Regions from separate parts of the Mus musculus genome. Here region 1 is linked to region 2. A link is a loop called in an ENCODE intact Hi-C map of the cell type or tissue named here. Cell type or tissue: left cerebral cortex. All regions are shown on one strand. Each heading gives the region's core, and the rest is flanking DNA. Links, peaks and the distances in the headings are about the cores only. Region 1 overlaps Cd209g (CD209g antigen). Region 2 holds the start of Elavl1 (ELAV (embryonic lethal, abnormal vision)-like 1 (Hu antigen R)).

Region 1 (5,375 bases), core at 126-5,125, 180 kb before region 2:
GTTCATCCCAGTGCCCCTGTTCTGAGACCTCTGAGATCCTGAGAGAGTCCCTGAGGCACCCTACCCTGCAGCGCTTCCCTCTTCCTCTGTGGGTGATTTCAGTTCCACAAATCCCCTCAGTAGAGTCACACCCGCTTGGGGCTGGGGTATAGCTCAATGATACACCCCAGTTTGCCTAGCATGGGTGGCTCTCTGAGTCCCATCCCCAGCACCCAAATAAAATAATAAACTATTAAGTGTATACATGGTTTGATGTGTTGTATTTAGTGGATTCTCTATTTCTGACTCTGTCTTCATTGGTAAAACTTTGGAATGTTTCATGTTAGCTAGTATATTAGTGTCTACAACATCTTTGGGTTGTGAGCAATTTGTTTTATGGTTTGTTTGAGTCTCACTATGTGTTCCTGGCAGGCCTTGAACTCACAGAGACCTGCCTGCTTCTGCCTCTTGAGTGCTGGAATTAAAGGCATGCAGCACTACACCTGGGTGAATATTTTTAAAAACACTGATTTGGTACCTGAACACCCACTGGGTGCATTCTCATTCACATTCATGTTTTCACATTCTCTCTCTTTGTCTGTCTGTCTCTCCCATCTCCACATGCCTCTATTTCTCTCTTCATTCATTAGTTCATTCATTCTTTTATTCACAGACCCCCAAGCATTTCTTCCAGGTTTCTGTACCTAGCATTCAAATAAAATGCCACAGTCATCATCTGGTGGTTCTAGAGCTTAGCACATCCTTTGCTCTCAAAACAAACTTCCATGGAACTAGTGGAGGAATGACCAGCCCTCTGGGCTCCCCAAGGCTACAAAGAGCCACCCAAACTTCAAGGTGCTTTCAGCCACAGGCTGCAGAAACCCAGACCATGCTTCCTGCCCCCCCCCTTTGTCTTGGCTCGACCTTCTGCCTGGTGTCATGTGCTTCTTCCACCTCCCCAATAGGTTCCATGTCCTCAAGGAGCAAGCCAGTGTCACCTGGTGCTCCCCTTACCGTGAGCCTGTTTCTCCTGGCACCTAAGGCCGGGCAAAGGATAAAGAGCCCCTCCCAGCATCTCTCCCTCAGGGACGCTGTCTCCAAGCCCACTGTCTCCCAGCCAGGAAGGCCCTTTTCCTGGTGATGCCAAAGGCTCAGCCTCCCCTAGTATCTGAAACCTAAGGAACCTCAGCTGGGGTCCCAATAGACTCCCCGTATCATCCCCACTACCAGGCCTGTGGCCTGTCACCAGAGATGCCCCCTCGTCCCCCTCCACCGATTTCCATTTCACTCCCAGCCCTCTCCTGCCCACCTTCTCCCCATGCCTGATCACCATCCCCATTCCCCTCTCCCACACACTCATAGGTCCCTCTCTCTATCCATCAAATAACTAGTTAGTTTCCCCTTCTGAGTGAGATCTGTGCACTCTCCCTTGGGACCTTCTTATTATGCAGTTGCTTTGGGTCTGTGGATTATAGCATGATTGTCCTGTACTTTATGGCTAATAGCAACTTATAAGTGTTCTTTCTTGCTCTGGGTTACCTCACTTGGGATGAAATTCTCAAGTTCCATCCATTTGCCTGCAAAATTCATGATGCCTTACTATATAGCTGAATACTATTGCATTGTGTAAATACACCACATTTTCTTTATCCATTCTTCAGGTGAGGGATTTCTAGGTTGTTTCCAGTTCCTGGCTATTATGAATAAAGCTACTGTGAACATAGTTGAGCAAATGTCCCTGTGGTGTAGTAGAACATCTTCTGGGTATATGCCCAGGAGTGATATAGCTGGATATAGAGACTAAAGTGGCCATCTCCTGTGCCAGACAGGACTTCCAGAGGAGGGAGGGGGTGTCAATCCACCCATAACACCTCCAGCTCAAAATGTGTCCTACACAAGTTGTGCAGGAGTAAAGATGGAGCACAGATTGAGGGAACAGCCAACCAATGACTGCCCCAACTTGAGACCCATCCCCTGTGAAAGAACCAACTACTGATACTTAATGATGCTCTGCTTGCAGACAGGACCCTAGCATAACTGTCTCCTGAGAGGCTTCATCCAGCAGTGGATGGCGGCACATGCAGAGGCCACAGCCAAGCATCAGGCAGAGCTTGGGAAGATGCAAGAGTGGAGGATAGATTTGAGCAAGCCTGACGAGTCAAGGACACTACAAGAGGAATTACAGAGTCAACTAACCTGGGACCATGGGGGCTCACAGAGACTGGACCAGGGAGCATGCAGGAGCTGGACCTAGATGCCCTACACACTGTAGCAAGTGTGCAGCTTGGTCTTCATGTAGGTCCCCTATCAAGCAAAACACAGGTTATCTTGGTCTCTGTTCCCTGCCATTGGATCCCCTTCACCCTACCTGGACTATCTGGCTAGGCCTAGTCCGACTGGGACTAGATGTCCCAGGGTGGGACAGTACCCAAGGGGGAGGGGCTCCCATTCTCTGAGGAGAAAGGGAGGGAAAAGTGGCAGGAGGGACTTGTTAGGATGGGACTTGGAGAAGAGGAAGGAGGGGGGCTGTGATCAGGATTTCAAGTGAATAAAAAATTATTGAAAAAGAGAGAGAAAGGAAGAAAAAGAAAGAGAGAAAGAAGGAAGGGAAGAAAATGAGAGAGAGAGAGAGAGAGAGAGAGAGAGAGAGAGAGAGAGAGAGAGAGAGAGAGAGAGAGAGAGAGAGAGAGAGAGAGAGAGAGAGAGAGAGAGAGAGAAAGCGAGCGCTCAGGGAGCTTTTAGACTCTTAGAGGGAAATTCCCCCTCAGTCCTCTGGGTGGCGCCAGACATCACGGAAAGCGTTGCTCTGTTTGCTTTTCTGCCTCTGCCTTCACGGTTACCTTGCTTCACTCGCTGACCTCAGGACCAAAGAGAGAGCCTGTCCCAGGGAAAATCAGCTCCTTGATCAGGAACCCTCTCTGCATTGCCTGATGATGTACCTCCCACCTCGCTGGCTACTGCTTCGTGTGGAGTTCAAAGAATTTAATTTTTTTTAGTATACAGAAGCCTACAGTTACAAAGCCTTGGATACAGCTTAGGAAAACTGCGACTTTAGAGTCCTTGAATATTTGAGGCAAACAGCGATTTTTAAAGAGACTTTGAAGTGTTAGAGAGGCCTTGAATTTTGAAAGAGACTTTGGATGTCTTAAAGAGACTGGAATTTTTTGTTTTCTTCTGTTTTTCAAGGCAAGGTAGCCATGACTGTCCTGAAACTCACTCTGAAGACTAAACTGGCCCCGAACTCAGTTATCCACCTGCCTCTTCCTCCTGAGTACTGGGATTAAAGGCGTAGGCCACCACCACTACCACCACCACCATCCAGGCAAGAGGCTGAATTTCCAAAGTGCTTGAATAGAAAGAAAGAAAGAGAGAGAGAGGGGGGGGGGGAGGGAGGGAGGGAGGGAGGGAGGGAGGGAGGAAGGAAGGAAGGAAGGAAGGAAGGAAGGAAGGAAGGAAGGAAGGAAGGAAGGAAGGAAGGAAGGAAGGAACCTGGGATTTTAAAAGTTGAACTATTTTGTGTTATGGCATTAATATTGACATGAGATCTTGAGGATAAACAAGAAAGATAATGTTATGGTTTAGCAATGACTCTGTTTATGTGACAATTTGACAAAGGTTCCATTGCCCTGATTGGTATTTTTATCAACTTGAACAAGCTAGGGTTATCTGAGAAGAAAGAACCCTGATTAGAAAATGTCTACATGGCTCCCTTTCTCTGAGGGGAAAGGAAGGATGTCTGGGGAGGAGATGAGAAAGAGAAGGACTGGGAGGAGAGGACGCAGGGGAAACTGTGATCAGGATATTAATTAACTAATTAATTAATGAATGAAAAAAAGAAAGAAAATCCCTCCACAAGACTGGCCTATAGGCAAGCCTGTAGGGTATTTTCTTACTCAGTGATTGGTGCTGCTGCTGGGAAGATGGGCCTGGAGTGTATAAGAAAGCAGACTGGGTAACCCAGGAGACAATGTTCTTCCATGGCTTCCGCTTCAGTTATGCCTTGAGTTCCTACCCTGACTTTCTTTGAGGAGAGACTGTGAGATAGATGTGTAGATGAAATAAACTTTCTTCCCTGAGTTGCTCTTGGCAGCGCTGTTTTATCACAGTGGTGGAGCCCTAAGACACCCGCCCACTGTGCTATCTTCCTCCGTGCTGTAGTCATCACCTGACAAAAGCAAAGGAAATGTTCATTGTGGTTCTTCACTTGAGGGTAAAACCCACTGCGGTGCCCAGAATGTCTGCTCACATTGCATTTGCACTTAGGAAGCAGGCAGAATTGAACACATTTTCTTGCGTTTTTTTAAATTCAGGATTAGAGTACAGCCCTTCAGATGGTGCCACCCACCTTAAGAATGGCCCTTCCTGGAACTGGAGAGATGGCTCAGCAGTTAAGAGCACTGACTGCTCTTCTGAAGGTTCTGAGTTCAAATCCCAGCAACCACATGATGGCTCATAACCATCTGTAATGAGATCTGGCGCCCTCTACTGGTGTCTAAAGACATCTATAGTGCACTTATATATAATAAATAAATAAATCTTTTTTTAAAAAATGGGCCTCCCCTGCAAAAAAAAAAAAAAAAAAAATTAAGCTTCTCTGAAATCACTCTCAGACACTCTGATGGCTATTCTTGATTGCCAACTTGACTGCATCGGGATGAACTCCAGAAATGGAGAGCACACTGTGAGAGTTTTGCTTGGTTTGAAGCGGGTAAATCCATTCCTAGTGTGAATCTTTTGAGGTTTTGATCACATGCCTTTCATATGTATCTTGAGACAGGAAGACACATCTTTAATCTGGGGCACATCTTCTGCTGGAAGCCTATGTAAGGACGTGGAAAGAAGCTTTTGCTCTTTGTCTGCTTGCTCCTTGCCTTGCTAGCAAGTCGTCACTGGCATTAAAACCTACTCCTTTGAGGTTCCAATGTCTACAAAAGACCAGCTGAGACATTCAGCCTTGTACACTAAGCAACTACTGGATTCTGAACTTTCTATTCATCGACAGCAATTGTTGGATTAGCTGGATCACACATAGCTATTAATATATAACAATTATATATATGTTAATATATATAGTTTCAGAGAGAGATTTATTCTATTGAGAACCCTGACTAGTAAATATAAAGACACTACCAGACTTGTCTTCTAGGTGATCACAAATTAAGTTGACAATGAAAATTAACCATCATATCAGCCAGGGTCCAAAAAGCCAGATGTGAGCATCCCAAACTATTTGTAGAAAATTCTGTGAGCACAACTAGAGGCTGATGAGTCCGCTCCGCAGGTAAGGGGAGTGAAGACTTGAGCTTGATCCTTGTAAACACATGATGGAGGAAGGGAACTCATATCTACAAATTGCCCTCTGATCCCCACACATGCTCTGTCCCCATGTGCATGCC
Region 2 (5,375 bases), core at 71-5,070:
CATGGGCTCTACCTCACTTCCAAAGCGAATCCTGAAAGGCAGTGAGGGTAAATCATTTCATGTTCTCACTGTGGACATTACCAACTGCTATACAATACATAAAAAATGTGGATACCCTTACTCCTAAATCTAAGGTGTGTGTGGTTCCCTAACCTGTCTCCTGACCTTACTCTTCTCCAAACCTTTCCATCACCTTGAATTACTTTCTGTGGAGGCACTACATACTTGTCCTCCAAGTAATCTCTATTTCCTCTATCTAATCCAGCTACAAGTTCTGCCTCTCCCTCCTCTTGACCTTCTTTCTCAATCAGGTCCCTGTCCCCTCTTACCTAGCCCAACTTCTAAACATGTCTGTAAAGAAGCCAACTTAACCTTTTCCTCCAAATGTCTCCAGGCTTCTCTGTTCATGGTGACATCAGCCTTGACATTGGTTGCTGTGCACTATTGTCTCCTGTCAATCCTTCTTCTGGCATAAAGGTTTCTTTGATGCGTAATTGCATCCAGTCACTTTTGAATTCCACACTAACTTTCTTCTCCAGGCATGGGTGGAATGCCAACCATGTGCCAGGCACTGGGAACACAAAACAGAAGCAATTCCAACCTCAGCAGCTCTGTTTAACCACGTTCTACTTTTATCTCCACATTTATCCTCCCTAGTCCTCTTGGTCTGGCTTAACTGGCCCACTCAGGCCTGGAAGCTTCTTGGTGCCTTCCTTTTCTCTTATTCTGCCCATTTGTTGATCCTAGATAGCCTTCCCTGTTCCTCTTTGATTGAAATCTGCTCGAATAACAAATTCTCAGTAATCAATAATCATTCCATTCAGTATACTTTATATAAAAACAAACCTTCGTTTTTTATATTTTGTCTCATACATTGAGGCTTCTTCTCAAACCAAGTTGACTTTCTTTTTGAGACAGGGTTTCAGTGCAGCCCAGACTAGCCTTAAATCCCATAGATGGCAATATCTGCCCCTAACTTCTGAGTACTGGGGATTACAGGGACGAGAAACTATTTCTGGTTTATAGGGTACTGGGTATAAAAACTAAAATTTCATGTATGAGAGGCAAGGACTATACCACCTGAGCTAAATCCAAAATCTTGAAGAGGTCATTTCTCCCCAGTGATGGAGAATGGGAAGGTAGGTATACATTACTGAGCATGCAGTGAACATCCACTGTTGGTACTGGACATGTGTGGACATGGAAAGTCTACTACCATCCTCTTTCCTCCATTCTGTTTCAGCCATGTGTTTTCTTGTCTCCAGGCATACATTAAACTGCTTTGCCTTTCTTCTCAAGTTCTCTGTGGCCACTCATCTTTGCAGCACTCAAACACTAGGCAGGGTTGGCCATCGTTGTTCTTCCACATGTCCAAATTCCTTAAGTGTGTTTCAGTGTTTCCTTGTTTCTAAGCTTCTGTTCTGTGTCATATTAGCAGTTTTTCTAACTTGAAGGAACACAGTCACATCCTAACTGGTTTTATGCCTGCCAGTCAGCGCATCCTTTGCAAATGTGACTCCCTCTGTCAATGATCATAAGTCTGGAGTGGGCCCTCATAATATCTGAGGTTTCTTCCCAACAGACCTGCTACTCACTTCCTTCTACGTTTCCAAAAGTTCCATACCCCGTATGTTTTCCAGAGTTAATAGCTCCACCTACTCCACTCACCAAGTTCTTGAAGAGTCTTTCCCACTCATCTTTTACCTAGCTATTTCCACTAGGTCCTCCTGCCTCAACAACTCAGGGAACATTTTGGGGTCTCCTGGGCTTGAATAACAGTTCCTTTTCCTGTGCTTCCACATCACCTGGTGCATTACTGCTCACCAGCCAGGCTAAACCATCTAAACATAGTTCATATACACCATGGCCTCTCCAGAGCTGATCCTCTGGGCTGAAATACAACTTTGGGGAAGGGGACAAAAGGCTTACTTCCCTCTTGTTGGTCTTTCTCCATAGAACTACTGCCACCTAGGGGCAAAAGGCCGGCACTGCATCTCACTCACCATTCTGCATTTAACCAGCTTGAACACACTGAAGGTGATGGGAACACCAATCATTCTGGAGGAAGTGGAAAAGCCTTGGCATTTGGGGGCAGCTTCAAATGGTGTTTGTGCTCTGAGCTGGTCCACACAGCTTTCCAGGAAAAGAGCAGAAAGGTCAGAAAAGCGCATAGTGGGACATCCCAAACTAAGGGCTTCTGATTTTAATGTTTAGAACCATTTGAACAGCCCAGCATAATTTTTCTTTTCATGCCCCAAGACTTCTTTTAATCAGGAGAAACATAGATCTGCATCTTCGAAAAGTCAACTCCTGCTGGTGTGCAAAGGACGGAGAGAAGCGGTGTGAGAAGCCACTGCGTAAGCACAGGAATGGGTATGTTCTTCAGTCTCTCCCTTTCTACTGCTGCCCAGGGACCTATCCCTGAACACAGCCAAACTGAAGTTGTTTCCCTCAAACCAGCACTTCAACAGAAACATTTCCTATTTCTCTCAGCTTCTTCACACTCCTTGAAGTCACAGCATTAAGAAAATATTTTTAGATTTATGTGTGTTTTGTTTGTATGGGAACCACATGTATGCTTGATGTTCTGCAAAGTCAGAAGAGGGAATGGGATCCTTTGGAACTGGAGTTATGGATGGCTGTGAGCCATCATGTAGGTGCGAGGAACTGAACACAGGTCCTCTGCAAGAGTAACAAGTGCTCCTGTTCACTGAGCCGCCTCTCCAGCCTCACACCATTTTCAAAACCAGACCTCAACAGTTTTGCATACACCAGTATTCAATATGTTGGCGGTATCTAGGACTTGCTTTCAAACCCTGCATTGGCCACTACAGTGCAAGAGATTATCCTGTTTCACTTTCTTCTCTAAAATGGATACTGTAACATCTACCTTAGGGGCTGGGGACATGCCCGTGAAGTATGAACACATGGTCCATTGTTGAAAGATTCTGGTGATTATTTTAACTGCATATTCCATGTGTACTGGGGGTTTCCTCACATCTTTACATCTGCACAATACTTTCCCCATGCTATTTCACAGGCATTTCAATACGGCTTATTCAAGATCTTAGGTGCTTCACCCAGATCATCGGATAGGGCTGGAAGAACTTTTCCAGGAAGACTGCTTAAAGATTTCTCACCTCTCTGTGTATGTGTTTTGGTGGAGGGAAAAAAACGAGAGAAAGAACCCTAGCAACGCCTCAATGTGTTTTTGGTACTCACAACTGGAAGAAGTAGGAGGCAGAGATGCTAATACTCAGTAGGCAGAAGAAGCCAGGCATGCTATCCAACTTTCTGCAATGCATAGGGCAGCCAGGCCCTCCCAACCAACCATTATCTGACTCTAACTGCCTGTAACAAGGAGGTTAAGAAAGCTTTAACATCCGATCTTGCCTCTTCTAGAGCTCTGGCCAGCGGTGTCCCACATGGACACTTCCGATAATGGAAGCTCTGTCTAGTGCAAAAAAGTTCTCCACCTGCTCTCCACATAGTAGGCGTCAAACCCATTTTGGCATGCTTTAGCAGCAGAAGACAAGAGAAAGGGAAGATCCATCATCACTACCCATTGTTCAACAGCGTGCAATTGCCTTTTTAATATTTACACGTTATTTTACAAATGAAAACGTCCCTAAAACAGCTTTGTTAGAGATGGCGATCAAAGAAAAAATTTCCCCTTTCTCTTCTAGACTTCTACACACAGACGAAAGGTTTGCACACTTCTAAAAGGACCTCATGATTCGTCGCGGTGTGTCCAGAAAATCGTCCACAAAAGAAATCTATGGGATTTCCCGAGGGAGCAAGTCTGTGGGCCATGACCTCTGGCGCCCAAGGTCCTCGCTCCACTCTTCCACCCCCGGATCACCGGGCCTCCGAGATCAACTATCCGGGGCCCCCCAAGCCTCGGAGCCCGGCCCCCCAAAGCGCGTGCCCACGCTGTGTCCTTCTCCCGCCTCTCTCGCGGGAGCCCAGAGGAATCTGGCCCGGCGGAGGCTTGTCGCCAACCTGAATCAAACAGAGTCGGTTCCCATTCGCCCAGCCGCGGCCCACACGCGCGTCTCCATACCCAGGCCTACCGCGGCCTGGGGCCTTCGGCCGGTGCAGGCCCGGCGGACGCCCGTGGGGCTAGGCGAGCTCAGGCCCTAGCGCGGCCTACTCTTTCGGAAGTCGCCGAAGCCTCCGGCCTCACCTGAACACGGGCGGGAAGGCCCGGGACTCTGCTCCGGGGCGGGCGGCGCGGCGATAACGGCTCCGCACGGCCTCGGCAGCGGTGGCGGCGGCGGCGGCGGCGGCAGAGCGGTAGCGGTAGCGGTAGCGGCGACGGCGACGGCGACGGCGACGGCGACGGCGACGGCTGCGGCTCCTCCTCAGCGCGCACGACCCGCTCCCCGGCCCCGCGGCCCAGACACGCCCCCTGCTCAGCGCGCTCTGCTATTGGTCAGTGTCTTTGAAGAAGCGACGCTCATTGGTTGGCATGGCTGTCGCGGTACGCGGGTGCGCGCGGCGTAGGCGGGACTTCCTGTCGGCGTCGTCCGCGGTGGACCAAGGCGCCCAGTGGAGTCGCGAAGTGGCTGGCGATGGCCGCGGAGAGGGTGAGTTGGAGCCTGGCCCGCAGTGGACGCCGTCTGGACGTCGAGGCCAAAGAGTGGCGCTCTTTATAGAACGCACGTCGTGTGATCCTCACAATGCGGGCTGTGCAGCCGCTTACGTCCAGAGAAAGCAAGTTGGTCATCGGGAGCCCTCGCTAGGAGGACAGGATCCCCGATTCGAATCCCGGCCCGGACATTTCCGGTCTGCCTGCAGTTGAGCACCGGCTGACGTCACTGAGCCGGGCCTCAGTTTTGTTATCTGGTGAAGCGGGTTAAAGGATGTGGTCAGCATGGTCAGCCTCTGGGAATCTAAAGTTAAAATTTCTTGGTTTTAAGATTTTTCTTAGTGTGTATGCATGGGTGTTCAGCCTGCATGTATGTTAACCCTGTGCACCATATGCGTGTAGTGCAGATGGGAGTCAGAGAGAAGGTCGGATCCTCCGGGGGACTATTGTTAACTGCGTTTGGGAGCCGACTACTGAACCCATGTCTTCTGTAAAAGCAGCCAGTGATCTTAATTGCTGAGCCATCTTTCCAGCCCCACTTCCTTCGAAATTTAAAATGCCTACTATGTGCCAGGCAGTCGGGCAGTGACCAGAAAAACAACTGCCTGTGCCTTTTGGAGGCTGCTGTTCTGGACTAGTGCTATCAGAAACGTATATGCCACCCTGTTTGATTGAAAACTTCTCTATTGTCTCTACCTCTGTCCACCGTTTTTTAGCGTGTTTGTTTTCTTTTAGTCGGGATCTTCCTAAGTAGTCCTGGCTTGGAACTTATAAATCACGCTGA

What was found. A loop is a pair of places that touch in the nucleus more often than their neighbours do. Peaks named below come from ENCODE experiments on the same cell type or tissue, not always from the same donor. Only the 100,000 strongest peaks of a DNase experiment are listed, where the experiment ranks them.
Region 1: a loop joins it to region 2, with 2.9 times the contacts of the local background. A loop is called at or near these places in 3 of 42 quality-filtered maps.

Annotation. Positions count from the first base shown.
Region 1 is chr8:4,137,467-4,142,841 of GRCm38, forward strand. Cd209g (CD209g antigen) reads left to right here. Exons shown (of 8, transcript NM_027343.3): 8 at 1-241. Among named protein-coding and RNA genes, the nearest start is that of Cd209g, 5.4 kb to the left of the region's middle. In left cerebral cortex, for the core only: CTCF peaks have their summits at 2,774 (motif pointing right) and 4,466 (motif pointing left); a DNase peak (open chromatin) is centred at 2,775.
Region 2 is chr8:4,320,700-4,326,074 of GRCm38, forward strand. It overlaps Elavl1 (ELAV (embryonic lethal, abnormal vision)-like 1 (Hu antigen R)), which reads right to left and starts at 4,401. Exons shown (of 6, transcript NM_010485.3): 1 at 4,187-4,401. It also overlaps a transcript of Ccl25 not described here. In left cerebral cortex, for the core only: a CTCF peak has its summit at 1,976 (motif pointing left); DNase peaks (open chromatin) are centred at 507, 1,977, 3,353, 4,137 and 1 more place; H3K4me3 peaks cover 2,553 bases; H3K27ac peaks cover 1,228 bases.